2 separate regions of the Mus musculus genome follow, and region 1 is linked to region 2. The links are chromatin loops, found by intact Hi-C in ENCODE. Cell type or tissue: left cerebral cortex. All regions are shown on one strand. Links, peaks and the distances in the headings refer to the core of each region. The heading gives the core; the rest is flanking DNA.

What was found. A loop is a pair of places that touch in the nucleus more often than their neighbours do. Peaks named below come from ENCODE experiments on the same cell type or tissue, not always from the same donor. Only the 100,000 strongest peaks of a DNase experiment are listed, where the experiment ranks them.
Region 1: it touches region 2 in a loop (10-fold over the local background); 3 of 42 quality-filtered maps call a loop at or near these places.

Annotation. Positions count from the first base shown.
Region 1 is chr11:70,227,039-70,234,895 of GRCm38, reverse strand. Bcl6b (B cell CLL/lymphoma 6, member B) reads left to right here and starts at 5,098. Exons shown (of 9, transcript NM_007528.3): 1 at 5,098-5,186; 2 at 5,725-5,915; 3 at 6,187-6,408; 4 at 6,515-6,862; 5 at 7,145-7,269; 6 at 7,823-7,857. The coding sequence starts at 5,737. It overlaps Mir497b (microRNA 497b), which reads left to right and starts at 80; the gene lies at 80-204. Mir497 (microRNA 497) reads right to left here and starts at 179; the gene lies at 96-179. In left cerebral cortex, for the core only: a CTCF peak has its summit at 4,278 (motif pointing left); DNase peaks (open chromatin) are centred at 1,753, 2,105, 4,266 and 5,843; H3K4me3 peaks cover 2,711 bases; H3K27ac peaks cover 3,085 bases.
Region 2 is chr11:70,331,840-70,339,696 of GRCm38, reverse strand. No RefSeq gene overlaps it. Among named protein-coding and RNA genes, the nearest start is that of Alox12e, 13 kb to the right of the region's middle. In left cerebral cortex, for the core only: a CTCF peak has its summit at 5,012 (motif pointing right); a DNase peak (open chromatin) is centred at 5,018.

The sequences.
Region 1 (7,857 bases), core at 1,328-6,327, 100 kb after region 2:
AGACGGTGTGTGTGTGTGTGTGTGTGTGTGTGTGTGTGTGTGTGTGTTGCTTCTCCAGGGTGGCCTCCCAGGGCCAGGCTCATCGGTGCCTCCCATACCCTCGCTCTAACACCACAGTGTGGTTTGGACGTGGCCACAGTGCCGTACAAACCACAGTGTGCTGCTGGGGCGGGGGCAGGACTGGGGTGGGTCGAGAGGAAGACAGCACAGGCAGTGCCGTGAAGACCCCCACCTAGAGTGAGACAGAGGTGTGAATGGCAAACATGGCCCCCCAAAAAAGCTGGGGGGGGGGAACAATCAGGAACCAGCAAAAGTAGTTTAGCAGGCAAAGGATAGGGCCCTGGCAGATGAGTCCAATGTGATAAGCTTGGAGCATTCTTCACCTCTGTAGGAATTCAGCTCTGGGGATCCTTAGGAAACGGGATGACTGGGGAAGACCAACAAACTGCCTCCCACAAAGGCAGGGACCTAAGGTTTCCTGTGTCCATTCCTCCCTCCCTAGGTCAGAACCCAAGAGAAATGCTGGAAGACACAGGGCCAAGGACAGCAGGGTTGGGAGTTGGCAGTCCAGAGGTGGTGGGGCTGGAACACGGTTGAGAGAGGGGGGCCGGAAGTCGCCCTGGGCCCTGGGCCTGCCACAAGATGGAGGCCAAAGGCAGGAAATGGAGGCCAGGGAGAAAGGGATGCAGCAGAGCCCAGGAAGAGGCTCATCTGGACCAGAGGGCAAAGTATTCAACCCCAAGTGCTGCTTCCATTCCCCATGGTCCCCCAAGACCCACGCCCCACCCACACAGCAACACTCATTAGCCCATTCACCAGGCCCAGGCAAGCAGGCCCACCCCTGAGAGCCACGTTTAAGCAAAGACAAACATGCCTTTTCCCCACCCCCAACCCTAGGCCTTCCCATAGCCCTTTCCTCCTGTCCAAGACTTGATTTTAAAAAGAACCTCCCAGAAGGCAAAAGTTTCTTCTGGAAATTTCAAAACAAAACAAAACTCTGTAAACCCTAGATATTAACCTCCCATATCTCATCCCACCTTTTAGCACCACCAGGCTTCCGACACACCCCCCCAAAACTCTTAGCAATCAAAAGATTTAAGATGGTGTGTGAAGCAATCTTTTTAGGCCCCCCTAGTATGCCAGACCCTCTCCAAGACTACCAGATCACCTATATCAAGCCCTGCCAACGCCTCCTGCTCCTTGCACCCTCCTGGACCCCCAGAAACAACTGCTGTCCCCCAGCTCCCATCCCAGCAAAGCTTTTGTGGGGCTAAAAAAAAAAAAAAGCAAACACTGTCCTAATGTCTGTAGGAATATTGGGGGCTCTCAAGTCTCAAGCTTTGGTTTCAGTATGAGGTGCTACGTCTTAGGGGTACAAGAGAAAGCTTCTCTGGTCATCCCCCCAATTTCAAGAGTTACAAGGCGCAACCCCACCCCAGCACGCACCTCCAAACCTCCCCCCCAACCGCCACGTCTCTCCTGAAAACAGGGGACACTTTCCTCCCCACTTACCTCAGCTACTCTCCCCTGAGATCCTGGTCCCCTATTTTGAAAGGAGCAAATTTTGGGGTGCATCCCTCACATTTGGGGTGCAGGAGAAAAGAGACGCCCCAGTCGCATCGCTGGCCTCCTTCCTCTCAGCTGGCTCAAGGACTGGGGAGTGCCCTGGGGTGGGGGACCCCCACAAGAGAGCTCTGGAGGGGTTCCTCCACTCCCAGTCAGAACTGGGGACACCCCCCCAAAACCCGTCCCAGCCCATCCGTCTCCAACTCGGCGGGAGAGGCAGCTGCATTGCCCCAGTCAGATTCCCCCAACACTACATTCCTCACCCCATCTAGAGGGATCCCGGGGCCCCCAAAAAATCCCAAAAAAATCTAGGATGTTGGGAAGATGGTCCTGAACTAGCTACCCAAATTTGGGGTCCTTAGATACCCCCGTTTTTTCAGGAAAATTCTGTCTTTCTCCTGCCTCCCGCCAGCCCTGCTCTGTCCCGATGCCAATTTTGGAAGTCACTCCCTCCTTCCTCCTCCCCGTTTCTCCAGGCCCCCCCGCTTGGGGGCTAGGGTCCAGGACACCTGGTTTCCAGACCGGGGGACACTCTTTAGAAGGCTAGGGGCCAAGAGGTCAAGCTCATTGCCCCTGTCTCAAGGAAGCAGGAAAGCCCGATCCTCCCCTCCCCTCCCCTCCCCCCTGGCTGGTCTCGGTGGTGGTTTAGGAAAGCCTGGAGGACTGGAATCTGCCATTGCTATTGCACAGGCAGTTTTTTTTTCCTTGAGTTGGGGGGGTGGGCGGTGGGAGGGAGAGAGGGGAGGAGAGCCGAAGAGAGCAGGGACCTAGGCGGGAATATCTGGCCTGGCTTACCCTCTAGCCCCTGCTGCCGTTGGAAACCCCTCCCCCGCCTCTCAGTTCACCCTCATTCCCAATCCTCTGTCTGCTTTCTCTTTGGGGCTCTTATCTTAAAATATCAGGGTGCAAGATTCACCCCCCCCTTGTAGACCATCACAGCCTTTCCTTGCCAGTTTCAGCAGCACTGTTAGTCAGAAAGTACCCACTTTAACAAGAGACACCCCATCTCCTCCAAACGGATTTTTTCTTCCATAAGAAATCGGGGTTCAGAGTATGAAGCCACCTTTCCCCCCTTAGCACAACAGGTCATATTCCAGTGAGTCTATGATGGACCACACTGCTTTTTCCAGGCTTCACCCTTCAAATTCTGGCCTTATTTGGGGGTTCACTAATTTTTTTTACAATCTGGGGTGCCAGGGGACTATCAGCAAAAGATAACCTAAGTCAGAAGTGTGCTTTAGAATAGGTGAACCTCCAAATCAATTTCAATTTATGACCCACCTCTCAGCTTCACCAAATGTGGCCAGTGGCAAAACACCCAGAAACTGGATACCCCCCAAACTATCCTTCTACCCTGGGGGGGCTTCTCAATTCTCTCCTGTGGAGGAGTTTCACACATAAACATGTTCACAGGAATATCCAACCCTCAAAATGAGTTTCCACAAGATTCAAATACAAAACTTTGCCCCCCCATCAATCAAGCTCTCAGCTACAGAAAGCCTTCAGATCCTCTCCTAGCTTCTGGCTCTGCCACCAACTCAATGTAACTGGGCTCTCTAAAAAGCCCCAAGTTGACCTTTATGTCCCCAAACAATCTCATCCAAACCTTGAAACAGCACTTGGAAAGAGACTATGTCCCCCAAATTAGTTGCGTACTCATGCTCCCCCAGTAGACCAGAAATTAGAGATGGACAGTCTCACATGGGAGCATCAAATCCCTCCAAACCCCCGAACTAAGACATCTTTAAAACCAGCCCCGCACCTCCAATTTGCTATCAGCTGTCGAGACTAAAAACAGGCCTTATTGACTACAATAACTTCTATGGCAAGTGACACCCCAAAACTCAGAATAGCTAACTCTGTCCTGACATCAAAGCCCTTAATGTTTTCACCTCAAATTTGGAGATGAAAATTGGATAGAGACCAAATAATCTTCACAAAGTAAAGCCACATCGTCATCCAGGGTCCCTAGCTATCCCCAACCCCCAGTTGGTTTGCAGTTTTGTTTGCTACGTTTGCTTAAAAAAAAAAAAAATCAAAACCAATAAAACAAACAAAATGTACTCCACCCCCAAGAACAGAAGGGAGAGGCCTCAGGCCTAGATATGCTGGTCCATTCTTGCACAACTGCTATGCTCCAAACCCCAAACTCAAAGAGCTCCTGCTTTGTACCTGGGTTCAGCTCTGCCCCTCTTCTTCAAAGGAAACTTGTCCTTCTATCCCAAGGCTCCCCAAACAAAATCTAAGGGTGTGGTCCCTGCCTAGCTTCTGAATGAAGTACTTAGCTACCAGGTTCCTCCTGCCCTTTCTCCTCTGTCCTCTCTGTTTACTCCGACCAATGCTCATATTAATGTTCATTGAAAATTCCTGTCTACAAACATCTGGGTAGAAGGGTCTATCAAATTAGAAAACAAAACAACTGTGTTCCCAGGCTCAAGACCCCATCTCATCCTAACCACTATGTTCATTCCAAAGCCTTCCATAAGAGTTCTAGCCTGAATTTCCTGCGGAGACCCTAACTCTTCTGTCTTCGATCTACTGCCCCACAAAGAGACAGAGGTGCAGAGGAAACTATCAGAAAGAGAAGGCAGCTGAAAGTTTCCTGTAGCCTGGACCGAATGCATCCAGCTCACTGGTCTGAGCACATCACCAGCCAGGAGACCTAGGGGCGAAGCGAGGCTGGTGCTCGACCGCCCTCTCGTGGAAGGATGCAGACATTGCCGAGCTTTGCCTACTTGCCGCGCTGGACCCCGGCGTCCCGCCAGACTCTAAGCGCAGCCGACGGGCGGGTGCTCGAAGCCCTAGTAAGCTAGGACTGATGGAGAGCGTCAGGGCTTTAGGCGGGAGTCTGTATCTCTGGATCCCTATAAGGGTTGAGAAGAGAGTCGAGAGTAGGAGGCCGGACGCCTAGGTCTCCCGAGCGTCTCTCGGTCCCCACCCGGGGTTTTCCCCACCTCCTCGAGGGGAAGCAGCTGCAGGAGCCGTCCGGTCTCAGGACAATGGAAGGAAACGAACTAGAAATCATATCCGCCCTCTCCTTACCCCGCCTGGTCAGAGCTCCACCTCCCCCTTTTCTGGACCTTGCCTGTCAATCACTCCTCCTTCTCCCACTATCTGAGATCCACTGGAGTCCACTAATGCCTCCCCAAACCCGATACCACTTGGACTGTCTATTTTCTTCCTGAGTCCAATACATTAGAAAGAGGAGTTTTAGGATATTTCCTTTCTCCCTCAACTGGCTGTTGGCACACGCCTCCAAAACCCAACACTCCAATACTCGCTGTCCCAGCTCCTTCGACGACATAAGCCTCCCATATTACCACCCTCCGCACCACTAACCTCCCCAATTCTAATATCCTCATCCTCGGGTGCTTATTTAATGAACCAAAGCCATCCACGATACGACCACCCCGAGATTCTGAGATACAGTTTGAAACGGAGACCCCGCCCCGGGCTCACCATCTGGAGAGCCTCAGAGGAAGGAAGGATACAGACTCACGGGTTCACCCCACCTCCACCCCCGCCCCCGCCATCCCGGCTGAATAAAGGAGCAGAGACCGAAAGAGGAGAGAGACCCCGCCCCCCTCGAGAAGAGAAGCCGCAGCCCCTGCGGGACAGGGGTAAGAACCAAACCCTGAGGGTATCAGATTTCTGAGTCTCCAAAGAGGGCTTGGGGTTAGTTGATAGTAATAAGACCTGAACCCCAGGAACTGTGCTAAGAAGAGATGGAAAGTATTGGGTCTAGCGATAGGAGTCGCGTAGATGGGTGTGGGCTGCAGATCATATTTGGTCCCCCAGGTAAAGTCTGGTACCTGTGACCCAGGCGCCCGGGGAGCAGAGGAAAGGAAGGTAGTGGATGAGGTAACTAGAGTCGAACCAACGCACGGCGCGCGGGAGTGCGGGATTCCTCACGCTCGCCCTCCAAGCGGTGGAACGAGAGTTTCTAACTTGCTCCAAGATCTCCGCGATCCAGCAAAGGGAAGGAAGGAAGCAACCGTTTAGGGCAGAATGAACGAGAGGAATTAAGTGGTGATGCTGAGTCCGCTATCTGATGGCGTTGGTTGGCTCTAGGGGTATCCCAGGTAGAAAACATCAGAGAAGAAAGGAATCTGTTTTAGTAATGCCTAGATCCTCTAACTTTTTCGGTGGCTGTCGCAGGCTTAGGTCGCTATGGGTTCCACAGCGGCCCCAGAGGGAGCTCTGGGCTACGTCCGAGAGTTCACCCGCCACTCCTCCGACGTGCTTAGCAATCTGAATGAGCTGCGCCTGCGCGGGATCCTCACTGACGTCACGCTGCTGGTTGGCGGGCAACCCCTAAGAGCGCACAAGGCAGTTCTTATCGCTTGCAGGTTCGAGGGGGTAGGGCACCTGGGGACTAACTGGGGAAAAAACAGAGTAACATGGCTGTTGAGAGGTAATCCAAAGCATGAGGGAAGCTGGGAATAATGGTCCACACCGGCAATCCCAGAACTGGAGAGTAAGAAGGGGGGAGGAAGGAAGAAGGGAGGGGGAAGCTTGGGAGAGCATCCAAAAATTGAGGCAGCAGTGCTAGTGGGGAGGCAAGACTCTCCTTTGGTCTCCCGGCTCCTAACATGACCAACCCATCTGCCCTCTCTCCAGTGGCTTCTTCTATTCAATTTTCCGGGGCCGAGCGGGACTCGGGGTGGATGTACTCTCTCTGCCGGGGGGGCCAGAAGCCAGAGGCTTTGCTCCTCTTCTGGACTTCATGTATACTTCAAGGCTTCGCCTCTCTCCAGCCACTGCCCCAGCTGTCCTCGCAGCTGCCACCTATTTGCAGATGGAACACGTAGTCCAGGCGTGTCACCGTTTCATCCAAGCCAGGTAAAGGAACCATGGATTTGTATTCTCCCTAGCAGAACTAGTGCCGGGAATAAGGGCAAAGGCAACGACTAGGAGACGGTGTTAATGATCATCCTACTTTTTCTAGCTATGAACCTCTAGGCATCTCCTTGCGACCTGTGGAGGTAGAACCCCCAAGACCCCCAACAGTCGCTCCACCAGGCAGTCCCAGGCGCTCAGAAGGACACCCAGACCCACCTACTGAGTCTCGAAGCTGCAGTCAAGGTTCCCCAAGTCCAGCCAGCCCAGACCCCAAGGCCTGCAACTGGAAAAAATACAAATTTATTGTGCTAAATTCTCAGACCTCACAAGCAGGAAGCCTGGTTGGGGAGAGTTCAGGTCAACCTTGTCCCCAGGCCAGGCTCCCTAGTGGAGATGAAGCCTGTAGCAGCAGCAGCAGCAGTGAAGAAGGAACCACGCCTGGTCTCCAAAGCAGGTATAGAATCTATAACTCCCAAGAGTTTTAGAGTCTGGTCCACTCTAGGAGGCAGAGCCATTGAGTAGGCCATTGTGGCACCCTCTGAACCAGGTTTCAGGGATACTAACCCAGCTTAGGGAGTTGGCCAAAGGCCAAAGGTGGGACTTAATGATCAATATTGGCTCACTTCCAGAAGACAGGCCTTGAAGTCTGTATATTCCAGAAAAGGGGCAGGGCGGGGGGAGCCAGTGCCCCACCCCCAATCCCTAACCTTTTCTATGGCTCTTAACTTCTGCCTAGACTATCTCTAGCTACTACCACTGCACGATTCAAGTGTGGAGCTCTAGCAAATAACTCCTACCTCTTCACACCCCGGGCTCAAGAGACTTCTCTGCCAGCTTCTAAGCAGGCTAATCCACCGCCAGGTAAGAGGCTTTCTCTTCTGGCTTCTCTCCTGTAGCTGATCCAGGTCGATTTGGACCAAAAAGACCTCAGAATAGACCTATTGAATAGTCCCAAACTTGACTGCATTGGACCCCCTCTGGGTAACGTTCACCCCAGCAGTCAGAATGTCTGAGGGTGAGGACCAATCATAAATATTTTTAAGCTCTCTATGTACTTCCAAAAAGCAGCACAGTTTGGGAATTTCTGGCCCACCCAATCCAAGACTGAACGATCTGCCCAGAGTTTGGCAGGGCCTCTCTGGCAAGCCAGAAGGAGGCAAGAAAGGAAAGAAACAGAAAGCTCCACCCACTCCACACACTGTCAGCACCATTGAAATTAGCAGCATGCTACTAAATCAGTCGTATCTTACTGACTGACTGGCCACGAACAAGCCAAGTGACCGCCAGTAGCCTCCACAATAATTTAGGGGTTAAAAGGGCCAGCAGACCCTACTAGTGTACTGTTGTAGATTTATGGGTACCTGGGGGGAGTCCTCAGTAAATAACTAAGATTGTCATTGTTCCCTACCCTTAGGAAGTGAGTTTTTCAGCTGCCAGAACTGTGAGGCT
Region 2 (7,857 bases), core at 1,942-6,941:
ACTGGCCTTACGGGGGCGCTCCCGAGCAGGCAGCTTGTCTTTGGGGATAGGCGGCCCTTTCATTCAGATTTCTAGCTATGGCCACGACCTCCACAGGCTAATAAACATGAAAGAGAGGCGACAAACGGAACAAAAAATTGGCATGACTTTAAAGATTGTTCAGAGCAGGTTTTCTCCTTCCTCCCATTCACAAAATTCCCAGCAGCCAGATGCTGCCCCAAACCCCAAAGAATGCTTCGTCACTGGAAAGGACAAAGCACCTGAGAAAGTGTGGGCATCTCTGCCTCAGAGTACCGCTCCCTCCCTCTAGTAATGGTTCTATGGTTCTTCAGCATCCACTGTCTTCCTGAAGTGGGAACACAGCTCATGGAAAGTACCAAGGGCTGCAGGGAGCGATGGGAAGCCAGCCTAGTCCCCAGGCACTGCTGGCAGGAGGACAAAATGGCGGTCTTTTTTTATTTTTTATTTATTTTTTAAGGCTAGTCGTATTGATGAAGATTGAACATTGCATGGCGCGATGTCTCACTGCTAATTAGGAATGCACAATACATTTATGTATTTCCTGGGAGACATACACGTGGAGGGTCCCCCAGCTACTGAGATGGCAGTCAGTAGCATCAGTCCGTGGTGTGCTTGATGAAGAGAATACTCTGCAGTCATGAGGGCGGGAGGGCAATTACAGGTAACAGCGCAAATCAGCTCTACATAGTCGTGTTCCGTGAAAGAGACCAGGTGCAGAAGCACGCCGTGCTGTGATTCTACTTATGAATGGTGCAAACAGGGCACGGAGAATGCGTGATGTCGATAGTCAAAACAGATCATGTCTCGGTGTGACGGGACACTGTCACAAGCAAGGCCTCTTGGGACACTGGCTACTTTGCTTTTTAAAGTCTAGGTGCAGACTGAATGGGTGCGTTCAGTTCGGGAAAGCCATTAAGTTGTACAGTATTGAACGAGTACTATGTATCTAACTTATACTTCAAGAAACAAAAACTAGGGCTGGAGAGATGGCTCAGTGGTTAAGAGCACTGACTGCTCTTCCAGAGGTCCTGAGTTCAAATCCCAGCAACCACACGGTGGCTCACAACCACCCATAATGAGATCTGATGCCCTCTTCTAGTGTGTCTGAAGACAGCTATAGTATTCTCATATACATAAAAAAAAAATCAGTAAATAAATCTTAAAAGAATGGTTGACAAAAAGATCTTCTTAAAAAAAAGAAACAAAAACTAATTTTCATTTTCATTAGTAATTTCATTTTGGGAGTAAAAGGGTTGTATTAATGTCTGTATTCATCTGTTTTCTGTGGCTGTGGTGGAATACACGAGGCTGAATACTTTATATGTAAGGAGGTTTGTGAAGGTCATTGCTTTGGTGAGGGCCTCATGGTAAGTCATAAGAATTGGGGAAGTGGGGGAGGTCACATGGTGGGGCAGGAACCAGAGCGTGGGAAGGGGCCAGAAAGAAGACCAGGTATGATACTTTACCAACCCAGCATCTCCTAACATTGCCACCTTGAGGACCAAACCTTCTACCCATGACCTCCTGGGAGCACAGACCATATCCAAGCCATAACGATGAAATTAAGGAAAAGACCCATTTGTAAAATCATCATCAAGAAAAAAAAATCAATTTATACTTAAGAGGAGATTCTATTTTTGTTGTTGTTGTTGTTGTTATGTATGTGTGTGTGTGTGTGTGTGTGTGTGTGTGTAAGAGAGAGAGAGAGAGAGAGAGAGAGAGAGAGAGAGAGAGAGAGAGAGACCCTCATGTACGCTAATGTTTGCAGAAGCCGTGGGTCCCCTAGAGCTGGAGTTGCAGGTGGTGTCAGCTACCTGCTGTGGGTGCTGGAATATGAACTCAGGTCCTCTGGAAGGGTAGCGAGTACTCTCCATCACTGAGCCATCTGCCCTGCCCAGGCGATGCTATTTTAAAACTTTCACTAAAAATAATTTGTTTTGGGGGCAGTGAGATGGTTCAGCAGGGCAGCCCTGCCAAGCCTGAGTGGAGCCCACATGGTGGAAGGTGAGAACTGGCTCACACACGGTGTCTTATCTCCACACAGACTCGCTGGTACCTGCACATGTGTTCTCCCTCCCCTCCCCACTCCTCTTCACCCTTCACTCCCTCCCCCCCTCACAAACACACACACACACACACACACACACACACACACACACACAGAGTTTAAAATTACCTTTTTGTCTGTGTTTGTGTGTGGAATGTGTATGCTTGCATGTGTGTGTGTGTGTGTGTGTGTGTGTGTGTGTGTGTGTGTGTGTGCGCGCGCGCGTGCGTGTGCGCACACATGCCTGTGAAGGCAGAGGCTGATGTTGGGAGTTTTTCTCTATTGTTTTCCATCTTATCCATGGAACCCAGAGCTTGCTGATTCACCTCGTCTGACCAACTAGTTTGCTTAAGGGACCCCCATCATCTCCCCCCCCCATCTGCCTTTTGAGCGCTAGAATTACAGGTGGGCAGCCACACACATCCAGCTTTTATGTGGGTTCTGGGGATCTGAACTCTGGTCTGAGAGCACTCATGGCCTTATCTGCTGTGCCCTAAAAAGATTGTGTCTCAACATGAGAACATTTTTCGAGATAAGATCTTGTGTATCCCAGGCTAGTCTCAACTCATGATGCAATTGAAGATGACTCTGAACTCTTCTCACCTCCTGAATGCTGGAATTATACATGTGTGTGCCATGCTGGCCTTGGGGGAACATATATCTCATAGGCCAGGGTCTTAGTTTCTTTTCTTGTTGCTGTGTTAAATGCTCTGATAAAAGCAACTTAAGGAAGGAAGGGTTTAGCTCACAGTTTAAGGTCCAGTTCATGGTTAGGGAGGAAAGACAGCAGAAGCTTGGAGCAGTTGGTCACATTATGTCTGCAGTTAGGAAGAAGACAGCCATGAGTAAATGTGCTCTGTGCACTCTCTCCATTTATACAGTGCAGAGTCCCAGCCCAGGGAATGGTGCCCCCACAGTGGGCGGATCTTTCCACCTCATCTCAGCCAATCGCAGGGTTTCATACACAGAAAGCCTCTCCTGGGTAATACTAGATCTCATCAAGTTGGCTACTGAAATTAACCCTCACAGTCAGGCTTCTCAACCTTTTCCCTAATAGGGAACAGTAAACAGCTACAAAGAATCAGCCTTTGAGCAGAAAGTAACTTTCCTTGAAGTTATCTGAGAAGAGCTGTTCTACATTCCGATGCTGGCTTTCGTCTAAAGTATGGGACAAGTTTCCGGCATCCTGTGAGGAGCAGGGAGATTTGACTGCAGTTTGGCCGAGCCAATAATGATTCACAACAGCTAAGAGATGGAGTCACCGTACCAGGCTTAAGAAGAGCAGTATCTTTCCACTGAGGAAAGTGGATGGCACTGGGGACATCGCATTGGCTCCCTAAGACACCACACATTCCCTCTCACATTGGGTGCTAAGCATTGACCTAGGGAGGGCGATGGGTGGAGGACTAAGCAGAGGTTGAATAGCGAGTGCTGAAACAGAAGGATCATAGCAAGAATAAATGCTAGTCCTCCCCAACACCATGGGAGGACTAACCCACAGTGGCTTATTATACATTTTATAAATAATTAGAAGAGAAGCACTTGGGGGTGTGAACAGAAGGTAACAATGAGCTTAAGGAGATGTGAATGCTAACTACCTTGATTTGATCATTACACATTTCATACATATATCATATTATTGGAGTAAACCACTTTAGCATATGTGACCAAAGAAGTAAGTAGTTAAGCATAAAATGTTTAGCTCCGATTGCTGGGTGAACACAAACAGCTCATGGTTTAAGATTTACAAGACAAAGAATAGGAGTGTGGAGGGTCTGTGTCGGGCTTTGTCTCACTGAACAAGTTTTATCTAAGTCATAGGGAGGAGTGGTCCTTTGCAGCCAGCCCGTTCCTGAATACAGAATGGATGGGAGACAGTTCTTTAACTAGCATGTTCTCCCGGATCACAGGGGTAGAGGAAAGTTCAACGTGGTCATACTGCCCCCATTTTAAGATGAACGAATACTGTTTGTCATCAGATAATGCAGAGGCAACTGTGAACCTCTTGAAGGGGAGAGGAGGGGCCTGAGAAATTGTCTCGTCGGGTTGACATTCCTGGAGAACTAATTGCCCGTCCTGTTAAGCTTGCTGTCAGATTGATACCTGTAGGAAGATACTGGAAAAGAACTTATTAAGAGGGTTGCCTGGAAAAACAAAGAATAATGAATAGAGGCTGGAGACAAATTAGTGGATCTCAGGAAATGGGGACTGGAGCACCCCCAGAACAGAGGACTGGGGGTGTGGGGCATTCATACCATCCCATGGTGGTGAATAGCAATGGCAATCTGACAGATTTCTCAATTTGGGATCTTAATTTTATGACCTAAACATTTTAAAATACATTTTAAAATTTTATGCATGAGTGTTTTACTTGCTTCTCTGTATGTGCACCACATACATGCCTGGTGCCTAGGAGGGTTAGGAGAGAGAGTTGTATTCCCTGGAACTGGAGTTATAGATGGCTGTGAGCTGCCATGTGGGTCCTGGAAACTGGACTTAGAGCCTCTCAAAAGCAACAAGTCCTCTTAACCTCTGAGCCATCTCTCCAGCCTCCTGAATTTTATTATAACGGCACAGACATTAGCAGACGGCTCAAAAGAAGCTTTCTTTTATGACTGTGAGTGCCCCCGAGAGAAGCAAGAATCGTAATTGATGCAGATGGCTGGGGAAGGCTATGTTGTTGGAGTTATTTTATTTATTATTTTATTATGTGTATGGAGGTTTTGCCCGTGTGTATGTCTCCAAACCATATGAGTGTCTGGTGCCTGTAGAGGCCAGAGAGACCTGTCAGACAGCCTAGAACTGGAATTACAAACAATTGTAGGTGGCCATGTGGGTGCTGGAAACGAAACTTGGTTCCTCTGGAAGAGCAGCCAGTGCTCTTAGCCCCTGTTGCAGGAGTCTTGGTAGGATATACAAAGTATGGACGAGCCTGTGAGGTTCCTGAGTATCCCACATGGGGGCAGCATTGAGCTGGAAAGCGAACAGTCCATAGCTGTGTTTAAGCCCTTAAATTTAGTCTTAGTTATCTGGGCTTTATTTTGTTCTATCCTATAAAAAGATTATTAGTAAGACTATCAGAGAGACACAGTGTTATGTAAATCAAAGAAACAGGCACGTTTAAAATTGCATTCTTGGACATGAGTATTTCAAGAATTCGAGGGTAGAGCGGGGCAGTGGTGGCTCACGCCTTTAATACCAGCACTTGTGAGGCAGAGGCAGGCGGATTTCTGTAGTCTGAGGCCAGCCTGGTCTACAGAGTGAGTTCCAGGACAGCCCGGGCTATACAGAGAAACCTTATCCTGAAAAAAAAAAAAAAAAAAAAAAAAAAAGAAAAAAAAGAAAAAAAAGAATGCGAGGGTGGAAGTGCCTGTCTCCAGTGTCAGGTGCTTGCTTATATAGGCGAGTGAATGGACACTTCAGAACCCTGCGTGGAGTACACATCCTCCAAATAGATTGCTTCTGAAAGACCCTTAAAAGAGCCCCTCACTCAGGCCTCGGGATAATAGATGACCCCCAAGAACTCACAAGAGACCAAGCTTGATGCAAACCACATGAGGCTTTATTCGGGGAAAGCCAGAGCTCTGGGGACAACTCATATCCCACGCAGGGGTAGAGGAGTCACATTTTTTAATAGGCCCTCAGTGGGGAAAGGAGAAGGGGGGTAGTAGGGGATTTTCAGATCTAAACAATGTAAAATGATTGATTTCTCAGGAAATGGGTATGGGAGGGAAACAAGGAAAGAGTCTAATGCAGGTGCAGTAACTCTGGATTGGCCCCAGCTGTGGTTGCTGGGGAGATTTTCTGACTCTATCTTAGCAACCAATATCACAAACACCTGGCAGTGAGGTGCAGCAGTGGGCACATACCTGGGTTCAAGGAACAGTCAGAACATTGGCAGACACATGGGTTCAATGAGCGGCCAGAGCATTGTGCACCTCTATTTTTCTAAATCAGTGAAGCTACTTCTACTAACAATGAAATCTATTTTGCCAATTTCAGGGCTTCTGTGACCTTTCATATTTTCTCAGGATCTTTCACTTTCTGTTGCTGTGATAAAACTCGGACCGAAACCAACTTGGGGAGGAAAGTTTGTTTTAGATTGTTGTTTACAGTCCCTTCGGTTACCAGGAACTGAAGCGGAGCTCAAGGAAGAATGCGGCTTTATTGTTTTGCTCTGGGACTAACACTCGACTACCTTTCTCATCAGCCCTGACCCACCTGCCTGTTTGTCACCGCTCACTCACAGTGGACTGGGCCCTCCTGCATCAATTATCAATTAAAAACCATGTCCAAAGCCAATCGGATGGAAGCAAGTCTCAACGGAGGCTCCCTTTACCTAGTAAGTTAGTTCTCATAGGAGGTAAGGTTAGGGATAAACTATGCAAAAGAATTCGATACCTTTTGGGGTTGGGAATAGATAGATGGAGGAGTTACCATAGGGGTAGCTTGACCAGAGAAGGATGAAGAGATAGCACACGCAGAGAGTCATGGGAGGCTGCTGCAATGGGGAGAGTGAAATTGACACAAACGTGTTGTGGGCTGGGAGGACGAATCCGTGGCAGAGTGTGTGCTGCCTGGTGTGCTCCAGAGCCTCGGTCCTAACACCAGCACTGCTACGTGGGGCTACAGCTATATCATCTACATTTATATCATCTATTACTATACTATCTAAACTATCTAAGTCATCTATATCTACACATATGTATGTATGTGTGTGTGTGTCTTTATATATAGAGAGAGAGTAAGAGAGGGGGAACTGTTGGAGGGTATAGAAAGGGACAGTGTAGAAAAGAGCTGGGGGGAGGGTGAAAAACAGATGAGGAAATGCTCTGGCGGGGGGGTTAGGGCATAGTAAGGAGTGTGAACGAACTTAATTGAGGTTTCTACTTATGTTATACATGGACTTCACACCTTCTGTTGATATCCCTTATAGGGATACCGTGGTCTAACATGGGAGTCGGGGGTGGGGTGGGGCAGTCTGCAGGCTCATCAGGGCTGGGACAAAAGCTCCAATAGACCATGGAGGATTGGGATCCCTAATAATTTTTCCTTTTTTTTTCTTCTTCAAATTTTAGTTTTTTAAAATAAATTATTTTTATTATTTTTAAAAATTCTTCTCTCATATATTACATCCTGACTGCAGTTTCCCCTCTGTCCACTCCTCCCAGTCCCCTGCCCTCCATTCTTTTCTAGAACCACTCCTCTGATTCTCTTCAAAAAACAAAAGCAAAAGCAAACAAAAAACCAAAACCAAAACAAAACAAAAAACCTCAAGCAGGCCTCCCAGGGATAGAAATTAACCATGGTATAACAAGTTACAAGAGGACTAGGCATGAACCCTCATGCCCTGTGTAGGTCTGAGCTAGGTGCCCTCCAGATTTTAGTTTTGTTTATTGGCTTGCTCTGCCAGAGGTGCTGCCGCCTCTCGTCGCCCAGGGTGGGAGTTCCGAAAGAAGAGGTGAAGGATGATGTAAGGGCTGAGGTTTCGGTCAGTGATGGCTGAAGGACAGACTCAGCTTTCCTTCCGGATAGAAATGGTTTTGTGAAGACTGAATTTGGCAAAGGAACTAAAACGGCCAAGTGGCCCTCGCAGTGTCTCAGTGGTTTGGGAACTTTGAGTGGATGAAGCAGTTGTATCATTTCCGTCTGGCCTTTGCGTCTTCAAGGGCTTTGAGATCTTTACATTTCCTCAGTGAGGGCATCAGCTGGTAAGGTGAGTACACTTAATTTCTAGTCCATTGCCCTGGGATTAGAACAGATAATTGCTGAGGTCATATGTTAACTAA